Linked DNA regions of Mus musculus: regions 1 and 2 are each linked to region 3. Evidence: chromatin loops called from intact Hi-C (ENCODE). Cell type or tissue: left cerebral cortex. All regions are shown on one strand.

What was found. A loop is a pair of places that touch in the nucleus more often than their neighbours do. Peaks named below come from ENCODE experiments on the same cell type or tissue, not always from the same donor. Only the 100,000 strongest peaks of a DNase experiment are listed, where the experiment ranks them.
Region 1: a loop joins it to region 3, with 6 times the contacts of the local background. A loop is called at or near these places in 21 of 42 quality-filtered maps.
Region 2: it touches region 3 in a loop (6-fold over the local background); 16 of 42 quality-filtered maps call a loop at or near these places.

Annotation. Positions count from the first base shown.
Region 1 is chr1:178,685,167-178,693,166 of GRCm38, forward strand. All of the region lies in intron 3 of Kif26b (kinesin family member 26B), which reads left to right. Among named protein-coding and RNA genes, the nearest start is that of Gm24405, 52 kb to the left of the region's middle. In left cerebral cortex, a CTCF peak has its summit at 4,545 (motif pointing left); a DNase peak (open chromatin) is centred at 4,550.
Region 2 is chr1:179,228,529-179,236,528 of GRCm38, forward strand. All of the region lies in intron 5 of Smyd3 (SET and MYND domain containing 3), which reads right to left. Among named protein-coding and RNA genes, the nearest start is that of Gm31349, 96 kb to the right of the region's middle. In left cerebral cortex, CTCF peaks have their summits at 3,709 (motif pointing left) and 7,057 (motif pointing right); a DNase peak (open chromatin) is centred at 3,723.
Region 3 is chr1:178,527,140-178,535,139 of GRCm38, forward strand. It overlaps Kif26b (kinesin family member 26B), which reads left to right and starts at 1,986. Exons shown (of 15, transcript NM_001161665.1): 1 at 1,986-2,486; 2 at 3,250-3,651. The coding sequence starts at 2,424. In left cerebral cortex, CTCF peaks have their summits at 143 (motif pointing right), 2,452, 3,620 and 3,819; DNase peaks (open chromatin) are centred at 225, 896, 1,586, 1,908 and 2 more places; H3K4me3 peaks cover 4,003 bases; H3K27ac peaks cover 2,467 bases.

The DNA of each region.
Region 1 (8,000 bases), 160 kb after region 3:
AGTGCCGGTTTGTTCCAGCGGCCTTAAGGAAGCATTTGGTAACTGACAACCTGATAAGGACAAGTGAGAGGAGGTTTGCAGATGTGAGAGATGATGAAGCATACGGGCTTTCCATCCCACACCAGCCACTACCTCACCCCCTGGGTCAGCAGCGCACCAGCAAGTGGGCTCATTTCATTTGGCTGCCTCCACAGAATAAGAGGCGGCTCATGCTGCCCCATTGCTTTCCAGTTGTCTCAAATTCCCCTATTGTTACAGAGTCATAGTAACAGGCGAGCCACAGTCGCTCTCCACTGGCATCCAGGGATGACCATTGTGTAAGTCTCTCAGAGTGTTGAAACTGCAGAAGCCATTCCAGGCTGGGGGTGGAGAGCCTTAGCTGGCACACAGGGGTGGGTGTTTCTCTTTTCTATCAGGCCTTTGGAACCAAAAGAACAGGGTCTCACAGGACTGCTTCAGAAAGGATTTCTCACCTTTTCTGGTATCTTGAGGATTAAATGTATTTGAAAGACCTTTGGGAATTGTAGACCCAAACATAAGTATTGGCTCACATCAGTTTTTATTAGTAAGTTGAAGACAGGCCCTGGAGATGTAAAATAGAGAAATGGACTGTTTGCTTCTTTCAAAGTGGAGTTTTCAACTTCTGACTACACACTAGAATCCCCTGGGAGGGGTTAAAAGAAATTCTCAAAGTCTAGGTCACACCCTGGTCCAACAAAATGAGAATGTCTGAGGATGAGACCCAGGCCCTGCTTTGAATTGTTGACAAGGCCTAGCCTCAAGGAATAATTCATCTGTCACTGGCCTCATAACTTCCTGATTGCACCAGTGAATTCCTGTAGGAAAGTAGCACACTGTGACAACATGCCTGAGGCAAGCACCTTAGAAGGGAGAAAGGGCTTAGGGGATTTCTCACAGTAAAACCATGAGGACGTGGGGTCTCTCCAGAAGGCACGCACTTTAGCTGTGCAGTGCTTGCCTATAATCTTGCTACAGTGAGATAGGAGCTAGAGACAGGCGATCCCTGGAAGTGTTCAGGGCAGCTAGCCTGGTGCATAGAGGGGCACACAAGAGACCCTGTCTCAAATAAGATGGGAAATGGAGTATGACACCCAGGTTGTCCTCTGACTTCCACATGTATGGTATGGCATGCACATGTCCATACTCAGATGTACATTTGTACACAGGTACACACACATGTACCACATGTGGAGTGAGTGAGAGAGAGAGAGAGAGAGAGAGAGAGAGAGAGAGAGAGAAGACAGAGACAGAGACAGAGACAGAGAAGAGGGAGGAGGGAGAGAGATTTTTAACGGAGAAAGTTTTATTTTGGCTTATGACTTCAGAGTCTTTGGCCCCTGGTTGCTCAAACTTTTGTGGTGTAGCAAGCTGCTTAGTTCATGATGGCAAGGGAGCAGAGAACAGAAGAGAAAGATGAGGAGGTCCCAAGGTCAATCATGTGCCATGACCACAGTGACTTCACTTCTCTCAGGGCTCCACCTCTTAAAGGCTCTGCCACAAATGACTTTGGGGGAAAGGCAGTGTATTAACTTCTTAGGGTTGTCATAACGAATAATCATCAACTAGGCTGCTTGGAATGCACAATGTCTATCTCTCTTTTCTGGGAACTTTGAGCCTAAGGCTACAGGGGAGCAGAAAGCTTTCCTTACCTCTTCTAGACCCTGTTGCTTCTGGGCCTGTGCTATAGCACCCCATCTCTGCCTGATTCCACACAGTTTGTCCCACCTTCTCTCTGTTGTAGGGAAAGACACAGATCACTGGATTTGGAGCCTTCCTCAGTCTAGTATGGTCTCTTCTCAACCTTAACTGACCATATCTGCAAAGACTCTATTTCTAAATAAGGATATATTCTGGGGTGTCACATGGACACAAATTTGGGGCAAATTCTATGTAATGATTGACAGAGAGGTAGACAAATGAAAAAGGAAGCTGGGGTGAGGAAGTGAAGTAGCCATGGGCTCTTTCCCAGCCAAGTACACCCAGCTGGGCTCCCACTCTGTGGGTAGTAGAGAAACAAAGGGAGCAAAGATTAAAAAAAGACAAAGCCAGGAGAGGCAGGGAGGTGACTTAGTCACACCCCCTTAGGAGCCCAGAGGACTCCAGAGCAGACAAAATGCAAAGCAGGCAGCCACTGGGGGAAGGGTCAGCAGGAACACACTGACCCTTCCCGCCTGGTGCAAGCCCCTTCCACTCATCTGTGCTCACACAGAATTTTACAGCCCACCTCGGGGAGAGGAGCTGACTAGTGGGTCTAAACTGACAATCATGGAAGGGGCCTGCTCTATCTCCACTGTCCTGGCAGACACTTTGAGTTAACTTGGTTAGAGCAACTTGTAGGATTTTTTTTTTCTTCTTTAAAAATATACCTAGATTCTAGAAAGAGGCTGGAGGAAATAATAAGGAAGGTGCCTTGTTTGCCTCAGCACCAAATGTGAGTGGGTGGGATGGGGTGGGCCAGTGGACAGAGGGTGTTTTGGCTTGTCTGCCCTGATCTTGGCTAAGCTAAGCTGGGTGCCAACAAAACTGAGCATTGTCACACCGTGGGGACTGTAGTTAGAGTGGAGACTGTGGATAAGCACACAGACGCTGTATCCCTTCCTCTTTCAGCCATCTTCTCCAGGATGTCTCCAGTGACAGAGCTTTCCCTTCTTTATAGAGTCAAGGTGTTTGTTGTCCACAGTGGGCTGGCTAAGTGAGAATAGCACAGCTGAGGTTTCTTTGAAGGTCTCCAAGGGGGCTAGGCATCACAGATCTTCTCTAAGTGTGAAGGATGAAAGGCTGGGGTCATACTAGACTTACCTCTCCCACACAGAAACACCCTCCCTGCCCTGCGGCCCTAACCTGCTATGGGGCCTCCATGGAGCCTTCTCACTGTGGAGAGTTTGCACTTTCTCCTGGGTAAAGTTGCAGTTGTTGTGGGGATGATATGAGATGAGGTCCCTTAATGTGGCTCTGGGTGTAGCACCCAGTAGTGTCCATGACACTTATTGAAGTTGGAAGGCCATCTTCCTTCAGGCAGGGTCACAATCTGAGCTGAATAGACCCAGTGTGGCCCTTTCAGTAAAGAACTCACGGTAGCTGAAGAAACAGTACCCAAACCATCAAGTCGGTATGGAAGCCATAGCCCTCTGCAAAGAAACTAGCTTTCCAAAGAGCACGTCACATTTCAAATGAGAATCTCATATTTTAAGTAGAAATGTTCTTCTTCTGCCATTGTTGGGCAAATTGATAAAATACTGACTGGAAGACTCCTTCTCTCATGTTTGGAGGTTTTTTTAAGGAGGAGGGGAAACATCATAAATTCCATGGAGTCATAGAGGAAGCAGATTTAAAATGATCCAAAAGAGTAAATGCCCTATTATTTTGGGGCCAATGTTGAAAGAGCCAGGCTTCAGATATGGTTTATGAATCTCATATTAAAATGCACTTAGAGAGAGAGTGTTTGAGCCCATCCTTCCTGGTTTCCTAATTAGTCACTGATTTTAGTATCTTTGCGTTCTCACTCACTTACAATTTAATAAAATATAAATTTTCTTCTTAACAGAACTCATAATGTAGAGTTTTCAATAAACTGGAGAACTTACAGTTTCCTTCCCAGAGAACTCACCCTGGACATCCTAATTAATATCCAATCGAGATGCTTCTGTGCTAACAGTCTTTAGCGTGACAAATTAGCCTGGTTCTGTCTTAGAAAGATATTTGTGAGGATTACTAATGAGTGTATTTCATATGCCTAAGTTCCTCCCGGGGAGTAATTTGGGTGTTCAGGAAGTATGTTAGACACCATTTTGGGGATTGTGGAGACTATTTAATGTCTTAACTATAGCACCCATGGCCTCAGAGAGTTAGCCCATCCTGTACATAGCTCAGGTGAGTGCCTGGGAAAAATGGAGACACTGGGGAAGGAGCAGGGAAACCTTATGAACAGCAGCCATGTCTGCACTGATGGCTGTGACCAGAACTTGTCTAGTGGCAGGACCAATCTAAGACAGCCTGGTAGCTTCCAGCATCGTGGCAGGGCTGGCTCCTACTGTGGATGCTGCAGAGAAGAACAGGATGGAAGGGAGGACCAGGCCCATCAGCTTGTTCATACACTATTGGTTACAGCAAATCACAGGAACCAGGCATGCCCTCGTGAGTTATAGGTAGCATGACCCAGACTCAGATGTGTTAACTGACCTGCCCAAGGTCACCTTGCTCGGGCTCAGACATGGCAGAGATGGACAGATGCAGGTCTCCTATAATCTTGTTTGCGTTTCTACCACTTTTATGAAAGAAGGAGGCCACTTCTGTAAGTTGACCACAAAGGAGACCCAAGCCACCCGAAGCACACACTATTGTACGATTTCTTTGGGATGCTTCTCTATGCAACTAGAAGGTTTTCCTTGTGTTGCTCTGCACAAAAGTATGGACATAAATGCTTCGTGTTGATGTTCTTCATTGCAAGGTGGAGAGGCTGGTGGGGCTGAAGGGTGAGGCAGACCTGGGCCCAAAAAATTCAGAGAGGCCTCGTAAGCAATGCTGCCATCTAGTGAGGCGAACATTAGCTTACCTAAGAGGTGGACTTAGTAGAATTGGGTGAAAATGTTTTAATTTCCCAAGGAGAGTGTGAGGAAACAAAACTCTTTCATCATCAATTGGGAGACCAGGGTTTGACAGGGTGGCATATGTTTAAATTGACTTTTCCAACAAAAGTCTTTTGGGGAAAGACTTTGTTGTTGCAGTCTTCTGGGGGAGGCAGATCTGCTTAACACAGTATTCTGGCTTGTTTATCTATGAGCTGAGCAATATTTGCTATGCACAGGGGAATGATATACTCTGGACTCCCCAAACCTTTTCCAGCAAATATTTAACTGAGACCCTGTCTAGAAATAGGAAGGGGAGTGGAGAGGATGCTGATATTGAAGGCTCATGTCAGAGGGATCCTGCTTTCAAACTCCATCACCACACATTGGAGTGGGTGGTGAGGGGGAAGAGGGAGAGGAAGACACATTTCTATATTATTTCATAATGATGTAAGTTTCATGTTAGGAATCAGCTTGATCCAGAGTCTCTGGTTTTGTTTGGCTGAAAGCATTGGGAAGCCTCGTGCAGAATCATTCTTATTTAGCTGCCTAGCCCTTGGCCTTGGTTTTCCTCTCATTTCTGGCTTTGTCTTGAAGCATGCAACCATCATAGCTGTAAGAGCTACTGGTCTAGGATTCCCTTCCCTCACCACTACTGATATCTCTGAAGGTAAGTCAATGATATGTAAAATAGCTCTCTATGAAAATCAGTTAATTTTCTTATTTATTAGGAACTTATATGAAAGATTTGTCGTTGCCCCCCCTCCCCCCAAAAAAAGGAAGCCAAGCAGTCTCCTTACTCAAACACTGCTAATCCTTTTGCTTCTACAAAGCAGCTGTAAAGTAAATGGGAAACGAGCCAGCATAGCATTGAGGGCTAACTGGTATAGAGTCAATAAATATTTCCTAAGGAATGTAAGTTTCTAGTATAATCCCCTTGTAAACATTATAGACAGGTTGTGCTTGACCCCAAGACCAGGAAGAAAATCTGGAGCAAGGGTTCAAGGAGACAGAGATAAGAGCAGATCTGTAAACATGGGCTGTCATCATGAGAATGGGGTGTTGGGAACTGGAAAAGATGCAGAGAAGAAGCCGGAACACATAAAAATAGCAAATCATCGACTTTCCCTTTAGTACTACATGTAAGGCTCCTGGTAGCTAAGTGATGTGAAGTGGCAGGCAGGTAGCTATGACTCGGTGGGTTCAGGGGAGCATGGCACTTGAGTAGACACTGAGAGGGAAGAACCAATTGTGGATTTAGGAGGGCAATAGTCACAGAGGCTTATGGGTATTGCAGATGTTTAAGAAGAAGTCAGAGACCTTGAGGATTGATCATGGGAGGGACAAGGAGGAGAGAGATGAGAACAAGACCCCCCAGGCTCATTTCTGCTGAGTGTTGAAAAGACTCTGAGCCATTCACAAATTTAGGGAGGACAGAAGGCCCAGACCAGTGGGCAAAGCTCATGTGTAGACATGTGAGCTCTTGTTTATTCTGGGACCCTTGGTCTGGAGACAGATGTGTCTGAGGGTCTAGTTAGGGGTGAGGAAGGACACAGGGGAGCCTAGGCATGCAAGAGAAAGTTGTAAAGATGGTTCTGGAATTCAGGTATCCCTAGGTGGGTAAGAAAGGTCACAGAGAACTCTGGAAAGCATGTCTTCTGGATCTGATTGTTATCTGCACTGTGTGGTCAGTCGCCTCACACCAGTACCCACCCCTAAGAAGTAGTGTTGGTATTCTCTGACCACACCATATAGGCTTGCACATCCATCTATCCATTCAGCCAGCATTCATTGGGTCAGTTATAGTAGGAACACAAAGTGTTGTCTTCAGATAGTGGGGGTAGGCGAACACTGCTTCAAGCGGGTCTTAGTGTGGGAAATCAGTGCTGGAAGAGGGAAGTTCTGAGTTTCGTGTGTGTGTGTGTGTGTGTGTGTGTGTGTGTGTGTGTGTGTGTGTGTTTGCGTTCATACCAGTGTCCTTTCAGGAATGGCGGAGTTATTTCTTGCTCCTAGTGGTAGGCAGAAACCGTAACCTAGACTCTGCCTGATTGCAGCTTGTGGGATCAGGAATCCCTGCTGCCCAGCTCAGTTGCTCCTGTGAAGAACTCTGACCCCTGATGGGATGGTTTATGCTGGCCTCCCCTTACCTCCACCCCACACTTGCTGTGTCAGCAGTAAACACAGCAAAGGTCATAGTGTCCTACTGACCTGGCTCCAGGATCCCCCTGCATTGTCTTCCTGGAAATGAGCTCCTTCTTAAAGCTTATGTATTGATAAGCTAGGCATTGAACAACTGGGGCAGCTAACTGTGGTAAGCTCACTTGTTACTTACTCTGTCAGCCTCTGATGCTGGGAGAAGAAAAATGGGTCTTTCTGATACTCAAATTCCTTTAGTGTTTCAGACTCACAAAATACCAGGTGTTGGCATCTGGGAGACACAGAGATAAGTCAGACTGAGACCCTGTCTTCAGGAGTCTTGGCTCACGAGGTTCTCTGGTGTGGGACCAGTGTCAATGGACGAGCATAGTTACAATGTCATAGAGCCCGGCGTGAATTCCACTGAACAATCTGGAAAATGGGCTTTAGTACTGGTTATCTACCTGCTATGTTTTAGGTGACTTTGTGGATACAAGAAGTAATCCTGAAAGAAATCATCACTGTAGTCTTGAAACTACAGTCTCCAGTCAAGGCTCTAGTCCACCTTTAAAGCTGTGTTCTGCCTCCCTTATCTGTATGCAATTGGATGACTGGGGATTTGGCAGGAGAGGCAAGCATCCAGGGGAAGGTTTACACCTTCTCTCTTGCCCCTCTCCCATCTCTGACAGTCTACACTGAGCATGCCCAGAGTGCTTGGCTTACCCACCAACTCCTAATATGATTTCAGTTTGGAGGGCTATGTGCCCTTCCCCCAGCCTTGAGTAGGCTAGCCCACCTAGGGTGGAGTCTTCCAACCTAGGTGAAGTCTATTATCCTGCCACACCTTCAGCTTCCTGCATGAAGCCACTACCTGCTGAGCAGCTGAGCTTGTCTTCCTGACAAGATCCTGGCAAAGTGATGAGATCCTGGCAAAGAGGGGAATGGGTTTCCCCCTTTATAGTCAGACCTTAGAATTAAGACATTGAGCCTTGATCAGAGAACTTTGTCTTGGCTCGTTATTTCTCTCGCCATCCTTCCCACTCCCAGCTTTCCTTTCAGGAACCTAGTAACCTGTGGCCGCTGGTGGCTACAGGTGGCACCTAATGTGGGGTCTGAATACAGAAAGACCAACTGTGGGACACTGTTGGTGGAGATCCACAGAAAACAGAAGATGGTATCCTGAACGGTGGTAAACAACACACAGCATTAATGTTAGTGCTATAACTTTCATCTTTTGAAGGCTGTTAATTGCAAGGCTGCAAAAAGGATACAGGATAG
Region 2 (8,000 bases), 700 kb after region 3:
GTGTCATACTTGACTTTCAGGAAGGGATTGTAGAAAACAAACATATGTGCTCACAGATGACTACCCTGGGCAGGGGATGTGGCTCAGTTGGCAGAGAGCTTGCCCTGTGTGCAGAGTGCCCTGGGTTGGATCTCCAGCACTGCATAAAACGGCACAGTGGTGAACACCTGCCATCCCAGCAGTCACAGAGCAGAAGCTCAAGGGCATCCTCCGCTATATCGAGCTTGAGCCCAGCCTGGGCTACATGAGACCTTGTTTCAAACAAACCAACCTATATCAGCCCATCCTCCTCCTGCCTGTACTGCTGGGATCTGAACTGACTCTGCATTAACATCAGGTGGTCATCTTTTCTCCTGTTGCATCTTCTTGGGAGGCACAGAAGCAAGGGCAGTAGCCAGGCAGCTCTGTGGTGGCATTTCTTGCTGAGGTTCCTAGAGGGGATGTGCCAACTTATAACACTAACATAGCTGTTATCAGGATGAGGGAAATATCCTTAGAGAAGCTCTGACAGAAAGGCATTAAGAAATCATGCAGAGGTGCTTTAGTCCCTAGCCAGGATGTGCAGTGAGACGTGGATTTACCTTCCACATGAAACAACCCCAAACTGATGTTTCTCAAGACATTGAACAAGGACAGTGGTCACTGGGAAACAGGCAGTGCAGACCTCCAGCTGGCACACTGTGAGCTTTCCCAGAGCACTCGGCAGGGAGGAGCAAGCCAGGTGGAGATAGATGGAGTGTCTGAAATAAGGAGATGAAGCTAAAAGTTCAGGGACCAAGAAGGCAAGAAGAACTCACAGGTCAGAACACCAGAGAGGAACCTACTCTTTGCTGAGTTGGCATCTGAGCCTGCTGAAGGTTGGTTACAGTTAACTAAAGGGACCCCCCCCAAAGAAAAACAAGGCCCTAAACTGAGCTTCAAGTCTAGCTGTTTGGAGATTGCAGAAGGAAAGCTGCTGACCCCCACCCCAGAGACCTGGTGGTGATAAAAAGTCAGCAGACCTCACAGTTTCAAACTAATAGCCTGTCTCAAGAAAATAGCTAATTCCTCCAGGCAGCCCCCAAGGAATGCCCCAACCCACTTCCTGTCTGTAGAAGGCATGGCAGGCCTCACTGACAAGACCCATTCTGCATAAACTTCAGAAAACAGCAAGTGGGGAGCACCCCCACCCTCCCCGAGGTAACTGAAGCCTGCCTGAGCCTAGAGACTGGTGATGCAGATGATGACAGCCAATCAGGAACTGCCGCTTGGAGGACATGCTTGTTTGGAACCAAGGGGACAAGGTAGTGGGTATAAAGGGTGCTCCCAGAGAAATAATAAACTCACTGCCTCATCCTTGCAAGCTCCCTGAGTCTGAGCCTTTGATTCCGTGCCACCTCACCCCCAACCCCCAACCCCTATCCTTAGCTACAAAAACCCCGGCTTGAAGGATACACTCTGCTTTCTCTTGAACTCTAGTCATTGTGTGCCTGGTTTCTGTGGCCCAAACACAGTGCAGCCAGAACTTGGGACCTTGCCACCTCTCTGTCATGAAATAAAACTGCTCTAGATGCTGATGCCATCTAAATCCTCATTTTTTTCATTTCTTCCTACAAACCTACCTCTACTATATTCTTAGTAACATCACCAGGAACTTTCCAAGACCCTATTTCCTGACCCCATAACCCAGAGATAGAAACCTTAAGACTCATGAGGAAATACATAGCAGATCAAGACAACCTTTCCTCAGTCAGTTATGTAACCTAAACTGAGGACCAAACTGACCAAACTAACAAATCCCAAAGCCATCCAGAGACAGCAAGTCCCAGGTTTGATTCCCAGCTGCCACGTGGCAGCTCACAACTGTGTGAAATTCTGAGTTCCAGGGTGTCTTAGGGTTTTATTGTTGTGATGAGACATCCTGGCTAAAGCAACTCTTAAAAAGAAAAGCATTTAACTGGGGCTGGCTTACAGTTCAAAGGTTGAGTCCATTGTCATCATGGTGGGAAGTGCAGTGGCATGCAGGCTGAAGAGGCACACACGCATGATGCTGGAGAGGTAGTTGAGCATACTAAATCAGGACTGGCAGTCAGAAGGAAGAAAGAGATGCTGGGCCTGGGTTGAGAATTTGAAACTTCAAAGCCCACCTCCAGTGACTCATTTCCTCCATACCTACTCCAACAAAGCCACACCTCCTAATAGTGTCACTCCCTGTGATCGAGCATTCAAACACAGGAGTCTATGGGGGCCGTTCCTATTCAAACTAAAAAACAGGTTATATGATAGCCTCATCTGGCCTCTGCAGGCACCAAGCACACATGTGGTGCACAGACATACACATAGCGGAACATCATACAGTTAAAACAATAAAATAGATTTGTGAAGGAGAAGATGGAGGGGAAGAGGAGAAGAAGGAAGATGACAAAGACGATGATAACCAATACATTAATGCAATCAAAGAGATCGGTGGTGTCCTTGTCTACTCCCTCATTTCATAGGAAAGTTATCCCAAAACATGGACAGAGCTGAGACCTGAGGCCACTGATAGACAGCAAAGGTGACTGATTTTCTGTATTGTTTTGGGCTGAGGAGGGGTACAGAGAGGTGACAGGTGGGATCATGAATACTGTAGGTAGAAACAAGCTAGAAGCCCAGGTCCTGAGGGGGTCATGGCTGTCACATAAGCACACACACTCATTTTCCACGCTAAGCCATCAGGCCATGCCACATGCCCTTCCCCTTGGACAATGACACTTCTCACTTTGAAAGCAGCATTGAGACCAGTTACTTCATTCATAGCTTATCTATAAAGTGGGGCCGTAAGGACAAGCCACCAATAGATTAAATTTATCACAATATAAAATGTCACAGTGGGCTCCTCGCTTTCCTTATGGAGGACTACCAATAACTTGACCCCATGAGTCACAGTGGAGCAAGGGCTACCTGCTAGGACTACTCACTGTCCTTAACCTTAAAACCAGAAAATACTAAAATATCAGAAAGAAGCCCTGGGGTATGCAGCTGTCCTAGACCAGAGATAAAAAAAGATAGAATATTAATGAGAAGCCAGCCAGAGTTCACGTACAGTGTGTGAGCATAAACCATCCTCCTCAGATAAACATGACTTCAATTACGTCACATTTTAAAGGTCAAGGGCCTAAAGCCACCCAATCAGCCAGCTTAGACACTAATTCTATCATCAAAAGAACAGGGTTGTAAAAACAATATTTTAAAAACAAAGCCAGTGCCAAACCAAAATTAAGTCAAATGGCATTAACGTTCCTTTGTCTTAGCAAGAAATGAAACAGCTTTCCTTAGGGACCCTTTAATTCCAGCGGGCAAATGCGTTGCGATAAGCCATCAAAACACATGGGAGTGCATGCTTTTTATACAAGCACATGGAATGCCAGGAGAAAGCCAAGACCCATCAGGGTTATTTACCTGCAACAAATAATCCATTGCATTTGACTGTCACATCTGTGAACATCAAAATCCCCTAGTATTAGTCCTCTTGGCAACATCAGTATGGGGGGGGGGGGCCTGGCGGGAAGAAATCTGGGTTGTGTTACTTTAAACTTTTCTCTAATCACTTGGTGTTGAAAAAAATAAAAGGTGCTAATTTCAATTTTCATTTCCTATCAGTATACACTGCACAAGAGCTTGCATTGGAGGGAAGCAAATAAGGAAGTGGGTTTTCTAATCAGTCTCTCTGCCGCCCTCTTCTGTTTAACGGGAGTATAGCAGGCAGGCTCACCCACAGTCAGAAACCTCTCCAAGCCTGGCTGAACAGAAGGCCAGATCCAGCCTGGCAGCTCAGCTTGATAATTTCATTCTCTCAAGGAGCTGTTCATTTTGTGACTGAAATGCATTCGCGCACAATCTGAACTGTGAGGCCCATGTCAGGCTGTGCGAGGCAAAGCTCCAGTCCCTTCCTTGACACTGGAGAGAACGGGCATGGCTGTGTCCACTCAGGAGTGACAGTAATGAGAAACACTGTAAAGACTTGCTGCTGAGAGACAGTTCCCACTTGTCACGGAAGTGTGAGGCCCTGGGTTCCCTCCCAGGAGGCCGGGATGGAGGAACTGTGGGAGATTGGTGGGAGGAGGGAAGGGCCCTTTTGTCCTGTATGCAGCCAGCAACTTCCTGATTTTTTCCCCCACTGAGAACATGAATAATTGTGTGTGTGTGTGTGTGTGTGTGTGTGTGTGTGTGTGTGTGTTTTAAGTCTTTATATCCCCCAAACAATGGCATGACATCTTTTCTCCCCTTTAGTGAGATGTCTGCTCATTCTCCTAGAGGGCTTCTCTCATCTAAGAAGCTAAACATTTCGATACCGAGATTTCTAGTGCATTCCCAGATGACGAGTACCAACAACCTTAACCCAAACATACATCTTCCAAATGAAAGGGATTGTCAGGGATGAAATGCAGCATATGTACAGGTGTGTGTATGCGGGGGGGGGGGGGGCAGTCACTTGCCTGCCACAGGGCGACCTGAATGAGCTGCCCTGCAGCCATGGCTGTCCCTCTCAGGAGTGGTAGTGAGGAGAGACAGTGGGAAGAGAGTTATGCTGGGAGGCAATGACTCAGAAGAGCTTGCCTAGTGTGTGTGAGGCCCGAGGTCCATCCCCAGCACCAACACAACACAGCAGAACAATGGGGCCTTGACTTCTGTGTCTATTTCCTGCCCCAGCCTTCAGCCTGAGAAATACTTACAAGCCTGTATTTGACGACACTCCCCGGCAATACGGAATGCTGGTTGCTCTCCTTTATTCTCCCTTCTTCCTTCACCTCAATGTTTTGAATCTTAGACATTTGCTAAATAGAAATATTGTGTGAAGCTTGGGGGAATTTGCTTAAAACACACACTGTAAGTACCCTCTAAGGCTCTTTACTTCCCGGTTTTCCTCACTAAGATGAAATGGCTATTGCTCCATGGAGCCCTAAGTGCCATACAGGAACGCAGAGACAAAATTCACATGCAAGTATAGCCAAGACAAAAGCCAACTCACCCTGCGGAATCTCTGAGAATCTGCAGACACCACCCACCACTCCCACTGCTGGTCCCAGAAACGCTGCAAAGCAAACAATTGCTGACACTGGCAAGGGCTCTCTCTCTACCTGAGCTGTACCCAGCCCCTGGTTCCCCAGGCTGACCTCCAAGTCAACGTCTTCTTCCCTCAGCCTCGGGATTGTGGGGGTTACAGGCATGGCCACCATGACCAGATCTCTGAGGACTTCTTTGTTTTTTGAGATTATAATATAATTATATTATATCTCCACATCCCTTTTCTCCCTCCAGACTCTCTCACCACCTCTCCTTGCTCTTTTTCAAATCCATGGCCTCTTTTTCATTAATTGTTGTTCATGTGTGTACATCATGTTCGTATGTGTGTGGGTACATACATATGTATTCATAAATATCCAAGGACAACCTGCTCTGTCTGTACAATGTTACTTGTATTTCTCAGGGCTAGTCATTCTGGATAACCATATGGAAGACTACTTCTTCCATTCTCTGAACCACAATGAGCTGTGCGGCACAAAAACCCCAAGGGTACAGAAGTGGCACACATACCCTGGCACTAACCAAAAGATCTTTGATTGCACTTAAGACCAACAAGGGGCAAATCATGGCTGGTACCAGGAATCTAGCCAACTATCCAGAGCTAGGGAAGTCACGGATTTTTGGAGTATCTACAACCATCATAATACTGTAAGCCAGCACAGCCCCTAGCTACCTTCTGAGAATTTTTAAAAGATCTAACCAGTCCTGCAATGTTTCTCTTGGCTTCTCCCCCCCCCCAATTTTTATTAGATATTTTCTTCATTTACATTTCAAATGCTATCCCGAAAGTCCCCTATACCCTCCTCCGCCTTGCTCCCCTATCCACCCACTCCCACTTCTTGGCCCTGGCATTCCCCTGTACTGGAGCATATAAAGTTTGCAAGACCAAGGAGCCTCTCTTCCCAATGATGGCCGACTAGGCCATCTTCTGCTACATATGCAGCTAGAGACACGAGCTCTGGGGGTACTGGTTAGTTCATATCGTTGTTCCACCTATAGGGTTACAGACCCCTTTCTCTTGGCTACTTGTGTATAAGAGTAGAAACTCTTATATGTGTGCCGCTGCAGTTGAGACTTTCTCTTGCAGAGAGTAAGTTGTGACTTGTGAGGAGCAGGTGTGGCGGCAGTCCCAAGAAGGCGCCAGGGACTGCAGCTAAGTCTTATGACTTGCACCTGACTTCCTCATACACCTGAAAATAAGCCACAACCATCATGAGAGCTGCGCAGGTGCACCAGGATACTGGCGAATCCATTTTGGTGGAGACATGCCCCTGCTGCCCTGATTAGCTGAAGCTGCATGCCTGGTGAGGTGACGTGGCTTGCCGTGAGTAGAGAGAGAGAAAAAGTTGAAGCGAGAGAGATGAAGACGGAAGTTTACTGAATAAACTGCTGCTAGAAGGACTGGTGGTCGTGTCGTTCTTGCTGGTCGAGAGCGGACGCGACAGTGACTGTCACACCCACACACATCCATCACCCATCAGAAATTCAAGTTGCCTTTTAGGCCCACTTTCTGCCACGTGCTACAGGACTGTCTTGGTTACTGTTCTATTGCCTTGAAAAGACGCCATAGCCAAGGTATCTTATGAAGGAAAGCATTTAACTGGAGATTTCCTTGAACTTTCAGAGAGTGGGAGCATGACAACAGGCAGGCAGGCAGGCATGGCGCTGGAGCAAGAACTGAGAGCTTACATCTCCACAAGTTAGAAGCAGAGAGGGTGAGACTGGTCTGGCTTGGTGGGCTTTTGAAATGGCACTGCCTACCCCAAGTAACACACCTTCCCATCTTCTAAAAAGGCCACACCTCCTAGACTTCCTCAAAATAGTTGCAGCAGATGGGGACCTAGCATTCAAATACATGAGCCTAAGGAGTGATTCTCATCAAACCACCTCAGAGTTCCTTTTAAGTATCTATTCTCTGTGTAAGGAAAATACTTTCTCTTCTTAAAAAAAAAATAATTAGAGATTTACTTATTTATTCTACATATGAGTGCTCCATCTGCATATACAGCTACACACCAGAAGAGGGCATCGGGATCACACTATAGATGGTCATGAACCACCATGTGGGTACTGGGAATTGAACTCAAGACCTCTGGAACAGCAGTTAGTACTCTTAACTGCTGAGCCATCTCTTCAGCCCCCAATACGTCTGATCTTAATTACTACTAAGTTCACGGCTGAGAACCCTATCACAAAAGATGGAATAGCCAGAGGAGAAGCGTGCACATTTGCTTAACGTGAACTTTACATAGTGTTGGAGCCGTTAGAAATAAAGATCCTGATCAACCTCCAGAAGTAAAGGGAGCGAGTTCATTTCCACTCAGGCCTATGGAAGTAAGAGTGCACAGAGGGGCTGAGGTGCACTGATGACGAGCTAAGGCAGAGTTAACAAGGCCTTTTTATAAAGGCCCACCTCCCCATCTCCAAGGATACACGGATAAGGATGCTTCTCTCCAGCAGGTGAAAGGAGGCATCCCTGGAAGGCAGGCTTTACAGCATGCTTCAGGGAAGAAGGGTGAGACACTGAAGGCATACTTCCTGCTTCTGCTGTCTGCTCAAACACTAAGACCACCCCCAAGCTCCGTCACCTATGACGCTCCAAATGTTCATATATCAGAGTCTACTGGCTGACTCCAAGCTTGAGATGAACCCACTACCTCCCTCCTACTTCCCAAGCCCCAGCCCTGGACTCCGGGCTCCTTTCTGTGCATTATCTTTGTAGCCCTGTCTTCCTCAGCCTTGCTAGTCTCTCTCCTTCCACAACAACCACTCAGGGCTCTACACATGGGTCCTTTGCCCAACTGTACGCGTGCCTGCCTTTTATAAAATAGTGGTGTCTCGGGTGTCAGGAGTATGGGGATTTCCTCTCTGCACCCTTTGTACTTGACACAGTTCCTGATTCCTAATGACCTTGCTTAGATGGTCATTAGTTTGATTTATAAATACTGCATCAC
Region 3 (8,000 bases):
TATATACATATATAGATATATTCGTGTATGTATTTATTTATAGAAACTCATGGAATTTTACACTTAAATTTTATGCATTTCACTGTATGTAGATTTTACATCAACTCTCTTGAGGAGCCGCCATCTATAAAATTTCACCAACAGAGGGCGCTCCGAGCCCATCAAACGCCGGGGACCGAAGATATTTTGAGATGCACATCAGATCTCAGGGCTCATCATTCTTCAGGACGAATCGTGCAGCTCCGCAATGGCTCTCCCTTCGACACCCCACCTTTCCCACTTCGGGCTTCACGGGCTCGTCCATTTCACCTGGCCACATGCTGCTTTGAGGCTGATAAGCCGCGCGTAGCTAATGGCGACGATATTTTCCGCGGCACCTAGGCAGAATACAGATGCGGCTGCAGTTGGGCTGCCTGGAGGCTACCAGTCCCCCTAAGGTCTTCGGCAGATATGATCGCGTTGAAATTGGAAGTAGGAACGTAATGGAAACTTCCACAGTGTTCTCAACATCTTCATTTTGACCTTCTCGCCTCGCTTTAGAGGCTATGAAATATCCGGGGTGCACCAGCTGCAGAGGGCGCTGGGCGGGGATGGCGATGCCCGGGAGGCGCCGAAGGTTCACACAGGAAGACAGGAGGGGGGGGCGTTGCCCCGGGTTCTAGCACCCCAATTGTTGTATTCTGCCCCCTCCTTTCTCTTGCATATGTTGAAGGAAGACAGCGACTAGGGAAGCCCGAAATGTCCTCCTGCCCCCGCCTAGCCCCAGGCCAGGTCTTTCCGGGGTACCCAGATGCCATTACACCACACGTGATCTCCGCGCCCGGCTGGTCCCGCAGGAGGCGTCTCGTGGGGTGTTAATTAAAGGTCACAACAAAATAGACCTGCCGGCTCACCAGAAGAAATGTCCTCCCGGGAAATGAAAAATGACACCCCGGAGCAGCCACGTGTGGAGCCCGGCGTACGCCGGCTTCCTGCGCTCCTGGGCGCTGCGCCGGGCGGGGGACGGGAATCAGACAGCGGGCGACAGCTGGGTGCTCTGGAGATCCCACAGGTCCGGGTGCTGGCAGGCAACCGTGCAAAGGGGCAAGGGGACGATCCCAGTCCCCGAGGTCGATCAGCTCGCGCCACACCCCCTCTCCAGGCCCGCGCAGTCCTTCCGCGCGCGTTCGGCGCGACCAATCCCTCAGTTTCCCCAGCCTGGCAGCTACAGGCTGGGTCTCGGGCTCACCTGTGCAGGTCTCGGGAGGTTTTCCCTTCATTAACAGGGGCTTGGGCCCGTGGGCGGGCGCGGGAAGGGGGGCTCAAGGCTCCCGGTGCTCAAATCGGGGTCCAGGGGAGGAGGGTCCCCTGGCCCGCTGGGGCTAGGAGGGCGAATCAAGACAAGGTTTGCCAGGCAGGTCTGGGAGAACAAAGGGCGGGGGGGTTGGTCCCGGCCTGTTTGCGGACTTGTTTGTGACTCAATCCGTTTGCACGGCTTTTCAAAGGCAGACCTGCACGCCTTGCCAGGAAGAGACCAGCTCTCGGGGAGGGGGGCGGGGAGGCCTGGGTGCTGCGTTTCAGCGCAGCTCGGCCGACTCCGAGCTACAGGCTCGCGCGCTGGATAGCACCGGAGCCCGGGGCTGTGGGCCCCTCGCCAGCAACTTCCCCGCCCGGAGCCAGATTTACGACCCCACCCCCGCCCCGGCTGCGCCTGGCGATGCCAGGCCCAAGCGCCGCGCCGTAAATGGATCGCGGCAGGCGAGGCGGCGGCGGCGGCCCGGCGGGCTCCGAGGCGGCGGGGCTGAGGTTCCCTAGGCTCCGCGCTGCTCCCGGACGGACACACGCGTCCTGACCGCGGGCTGCTCTCCGGCCGCGTACAGCCGCCCTCTCCTTGCCCTGCGCGCAACTGTCAGGAGAAAACGGGACGGCGCATATTGGCTCGGCGACACGCCGTGGCTCCTCCCCGAGTCTGGATCCTTATATTTTGGGAGAATTTCTTTGAACTCAGTTAGCGAGCTCGGGGAAGGAGGCAAGTTCCCACCGCCGGCTCGGCTCGGCGAGGGCTCGCCCACCTTCCCTGCAGCCTCCCTGCGTCCTCGCCGCCGTCCTCCTCCGTTTCGGCCCCGCTAGAGGAGAACGCGCGCTGGCCGGGTGGAGGAAAATGCTAGCGATCTGGATGTGACCGCGAAGAGAGGACGCGTGGCTGGAGGAGGCAGAGAGATGAGAAGACCCATTATTTGAGAACCACCAGCCGTTCCAACCTTTCCTGCAAATTGGTGCTATTACTTCTGGGGTCCATTTGCTTTCATTCTTCCCAACCCCCCATTAAGAAATCTTGACTTGAGGACCAACCCCTACCACGAGGGGGGACGCGTCTGGGTTGGCAGACCTTTTGGATGTAGCCTTGTGGGAACATTTAGACCCTTTCCTCTGGAAGAGCCACCATGAATTCGGTAGCCGGAAATAAAGAGAGGCTTGCGGTCTCCACCAGGGGCAAGAAATACGGGGTAAGTTGTGGCGGTGTCCACGAGGAGATGCGTTTCCAGGGACTCATCTGAGTGGGTGTCCTCTGCTTCCCGGGAGCCGGCGGCGGATGCAGGGTCCCCAGCTCTCGGGTGCACCGGCGTCCCCACGGCCGGCGGGGTCGTGCGTGCATGGAGGCGGGTCTGCAGCTCGCCTGGCTACGGGAATGTCTTCAGCCCTTGGTTCCTCCCTTTCCTCACACCCTTAACTTTTGCAGTATTTCGGGACTTGCAGACAGAGTTAAGCCGAGGGGGAGCATTTCCCAGGAATTCCTCTGCTCTTCCCTCGGATCGCTGCCCTGGAGCGGGGAGCCCGTTTGCTTTACCTGCAGGACCTGGGGTGGGGGCTGTTCCCCGAATGAGTAAACATCCAGAAGTCACAGTCACCCACCCTGCGATAGGGTGTTCTAGGACTGTGTACCTAGGCCCTTGCTGGGGTGGGTACCGGGTTTGAAAGAGTAGGGCGCTGGATTTCTGGGTGTTCTCGCAGAAGCTGCAGGATATCCACACCCCGCAAGCTCTTGTGCTGACCCCAGGAGGAATGGAGGGGGACCTGCGTGCGGGTCACTCTGGCGAGGGTGGGTGGGACAGGACTTCCTTAAGGATTGGTCACTTGAAGGATGGAGATAGATGGAGGGCAGGTTTGCATCAGTGCGGGCAGGACGGCGACCCCCCCCCCCCACCAGCCCTCCGCCGCACGGGGGACTGATGGCTCTACAGGGCCTGACGCCGCGCGTCTCTCCGGCAGGTGAACGAAATGTGCTCGCCCACCAAGCCCTCAGCGCCCTGCTCTCCTGAGAGCTGGTACCGCAAGGCTTACGAGGAGTCGCGCGCCGGCAGCCGGCCCACCCCGGAGGGAGCAGGCTCTGCGCTGGGCTCATCGGGCACCCCGTCCCCGGGCTCGGGCACCTCGTCCCCGAGCTCCTTCACCGGCTCTCCGGGACCTGCATCTCCGGGCATTGGTACCAGCTCGCCCGGCTCTCTGGGCGGCTCACCCGGCTTCGGCACCGGCTCCCCTGGCTCGGGCAGCGGCGGCGGCTCCTCCCCCGGCTCCGACCGCGGCGTCTGGTGCGAGAACTGTAACGCCCGCTTGGTGGAGCTGAAGAGGCAGGCTCTCAAGCTGCTGCTGCCGGGACCCCTCCCGGGAAAGGTGAGCTACTGCGGGGTGCTCTGCGGGAAGATGCGCCCCACCTTAGGATGCTGCCTCGAGGCGCCCGGGTGTAAGGCCCCTAGCTGAGCACCCGGCTTCGCGGCGCCAGGGGATGCCCCCAGTGGGTTAGCCATACAGGTTCTCCCTACCCTGTCTGCAGCAGCATGCCAAAGGGGGCACTAACAGCCAGCTGCTGCGAGTTCCAGGTTCCAATGGCTTATTTGTGGCTCTACCTTCCCTGCATCACAGAAACATATTTTCCAAAGCCAGCATTTCTCTCTTAACACTCCATGTGTCTAAGTGAGGAAGATTAAGAGGTGGCCCGCTGTAAGAGCTGAGCTACATCCTGACCTGCTCCTGGGCTTATTTAATAAGCACATTGGTTCCTCCATAGCAACCCCGTCTGCGTGGTTTGACCGGCCTGGAGCCCCCAGAGCGGAACACAATGCAGTTGTATTTGCACAGTTGGGTCCAAGTACTATCACATGATAATATTTACTCATCCACTTCAAAGAGTTTTTATCAGTGGTTCGAGAAAAACATCAAGAAAACCGCATTACTGGGGGGGAGGTTGCTGACACTGCTCAATGACATTTTCTGGTTTATTTTTTTGTGACTTTTGAAATGAAATATTGTGATTCCGAATAGCAGGGCTTAGGAGTAGCCACATCTGCTTGCCTCTTCTGCTTATCCATGCACACACATGGATGTTTTGTATACCAGGCTTCAATTACACAGACAGCCATAGACTGCTGTAAAATTTAAAACGGGAAAAGTCGCTCCCGGGAGAATTGGTTTTATAAATCTAGAACTTAATCTCGAGAATAATTAACTCTGGGTTATTGTCAATTTGGCATTTTTGTCGTTCCTTCATTAATCTTCCAGGACACCGCAAGAGTAAATCTCAGGGCCAGGATCCTCTCTCAGCCTTACACTGTCTTGATTTAACACCTTTCCCCAAACACAGACCTAGTTTCTTTTTTTCCATTAATATTACTTGATTTCCCACCCCGTTCAAAGTACAGCCCCTGAGACGGCAGGTCCTCTTGGACGCTATCCTTCTCTGAGGAGAGCTTATCTTCTGATGAATCCACAGTCCATCATGTATCCTCGTCTGTGTCAAGTGTTGCAAAGAAGGGACTGTGGAATGGGGTGAGAGAGGCTTGATGGATACACATTTGAGAGATCCTGATGCTTGAGATGTGACAGTGGCTGATATTTGTAATCCTAATAAGTCACAGGCCACCAAAATTATCTTAGAACATTGAAGTCACATGCTCATAGGGGTTCTTCGTGTTGTTGTTTGCTCCTCTGGTGCAAGAGTAAAGAAGCACCAACTCGTATCTTCAAGAAGGGAAGGGGTGCGGGAACACAGACAGGAAGAAACAAAGGTTGAAGCTTAGCTGCATGCGCATGCCTGGTGATTTATGGGGTCATGCGAGAGACGGGGGCCTTTGTTTTTGTTAAAGCCACCTGGAAAATTCATTTCACACTGCTTAGAGGGCAGTGCCATAAATGTTCAGATTTTATTTATTGGATGAAATTAAAGTGATGTGAAACTGATCATATTGTAGAGGGGGCAATGGCTCCAGATGCAGCCAAGTCCTGGACAGGCCAAGTCTCAGTGCTTGCTCTATGATCCAGGGGCATTGAGAGGAGAGCTGTGAGTCTGGGGACGGTCACTGATCTATACACATTAGAACATCATACACAGTTGCCAGAGTTGCAGGGTTTAGCCAGGAACAAGGATGCTTTGGGCTAGCTCATTGATAGCGAGTGAGCTATGGAGCCTTAATATGAACCACCTACTGATTGTCTTTGGGAAGGGTAACTTTGGGGATTGTGTAAATGGTAGTCGCTGTCACCTTCTAATTAGATACAATTTCTATAACATCTTTAATGTTTGCAGCATTGTAATCAAACAAATGCCACGTTGTCTGGTGCCCTCTGCGTGGTGGGTCCTGTCCAATGGAGACAAGGCATTTCTTCTCAGTGCTAGCTTTATGAGCAAACTGTAAGTGCTGATTTATGAGCGGAACCTCTGTAGCCTGCAGGCCCTGAAAGAGTTAAGTTTCAGTAGAATAAGGGATGTCATTGTGACCCCAACGTGTAATTCGCTCCGGAGAACAAGAGTCTGGGAAGATAAAGACATGTTTTTGAGGGATAATTAGCAAAAGTCATTTTCATAATTCACTTAAGATGCTTAACCATATTTGGGGAATATTTTCACAAATAGAGTATTAAATCGTATTAGGTAGTATGAAAAACCTTCTGCATAGTCATTCAGAAGTCAGAGGCAGAAGAGCAGGCCCTGAAATTCGTTACTTAAGAATGGGTTTGGCTTTTTTTTTTCCGACCGATTTATTTTGCAATCTTAGTGAGTCAGTTTCACATTTTAATACAATGTGTTTTTAAAAATTAATTCTTTAGAATCTCATCCCGTTCTTAACGTTCCCATCAACACAGCAATGGAAAACCAATGGTTCAGATGGTTGGAGTGTCTGTCACAAGGCGAGGTTCAAAAAGTGCTTCTTTTCTTCCGAGAGAGAGATGAAATTGACATTTATCTAGTAGACAATATCCCGGGGGTTTAAGGTTTATAGAATCAGGATGTTGTAATGCCCACGGTCACGTTCTAATCTGATGAGTTCACTTCTTCATCCCTCTGCTGTCAGATGATTTCCCTCAACATGCTCTATTGCTGGTAGCAAGCTCTAGAGAGTTGCCCTCCATTTATTTTGGGGACAGCTGGATGAGGTGGGGTGATGAAGTGTTAGACAGCCTCTGGAGGGGCATCTGGATGTCCCCTCAGATTGAAGACTGCCTTTGGTGTTCCAAGAGTTGCTCTGAGTCTCAGCATGCCCGAGAGTGTATGGCGTCTGGAAGACTGGGCTCTGGGCTTCCGGGTAGACCAGTTAGTTCTATGACACTGGAGGATAGGGCTTCATGTTAGGCCATTATGAGACTTGGATGTAGCTGGGTAACCGGGTAAAGGATGATAATGTTGACAGAAGCAAGAAGAGAGAAAGATGGTGATAGTAGTAACTTGAGTTTCCTAGAGAGGGCATCAAAAGAAGAGGCAGATTGAGCTATAAACCTGATTGTTGCAGGTTATCTCAAAACCCAGAAAGTGAAACCTCTGCTCTGAATTCACCCTCTCAGGAGCAACTGAACTGGGCAAGGAGCTGTGCCATCCTGGTGTCGGCCGTAAACTCTTCTGATTGACTTTTACTGCCTCAGTAAGAAAGTGCTTGCCAGTTTATAACCTTTCTTTTTTAGCGTTGGTTAAGTGGAAGTGCTCAGATAAAACAGAAGAGTGGGGCTGTGGAAAAGTGCTGGGTCTTTAGGTGAGGGTTGTCCTTTTCCCACTGTCATGTTTCACTGTGTAAATATAAAACACTTCCTGCATCGTGGTGAGCACGCCTTTCCCGTTTTTATAGACAGTCAAGGCAGGGAGCCAGAAAGAGCAGCCAAGGAACGAACCTCTCCGTTTTTTGAGCTAACCTAGATCATTCTGATAGCTGTGACAGAACCTTTGAATTGACTGTGGAAAGCCCACGGCACATCAGCCTGAGGAAATTCCCTGGAGAAAGCAGGAATGTTCCAGGTTGGGCAAAGGTTATCTGACATCTGCCCATTTCCATACTCACAAAAGAAAATCTCTTATGTAAGAGAAAGGTCCAGAACTACGGTCCTATCTGACTTTTTTTCTCCTCAGTCACATATTCTGACTCCATCTATGCCCCAGAAATATCAGCAAGATTAGCCAGATATCCTGAGAAGGGTGACCCAGGAATAACAGGGATGAAAGAGAAGAATGTCTGCCGGGTTAAAAACACCAAACGTGAGCTCTAAATAGCCAGAGCCCAAGGAAGTCTAGACTTTGGGAGATATAAATAAATATTTCTGTATTTTGCCAGTTCCAAAAGAGGCAGGAATATGAAAAATAACCCCATTTAAAAGTAACCTCCTAAAGCCATTGTAGTATTCTGTATAGATAAACTAGACTTTACATTTGAAATATTTACTAATATTTCTAACAAAGGAATTCCAGACAAATTTCCCTTACTCTAAGAACACTTCTTTATAAAGCACTTTCAGAATCCTTTTCATTTTGAAAGTATTTAAAAAAACATTTCCTTACTGGGGGCAGGGGGCAGGGGGACTGGAAGCATGGCTCCGTGTTTAAGAGTACTGGGTGCTCTTCCAGAGGACAGGGGTTCAATTTCCAGCTCACAGCTGTCTATAACTCCATTTCCGGGGGGGGTGCTCCAGCACTCTTCGGGGCTCTGGAGGCACAAGAGGTGCACAGGCATATGTGCAAACTTTCCCCTCATTTTCAAATGCAT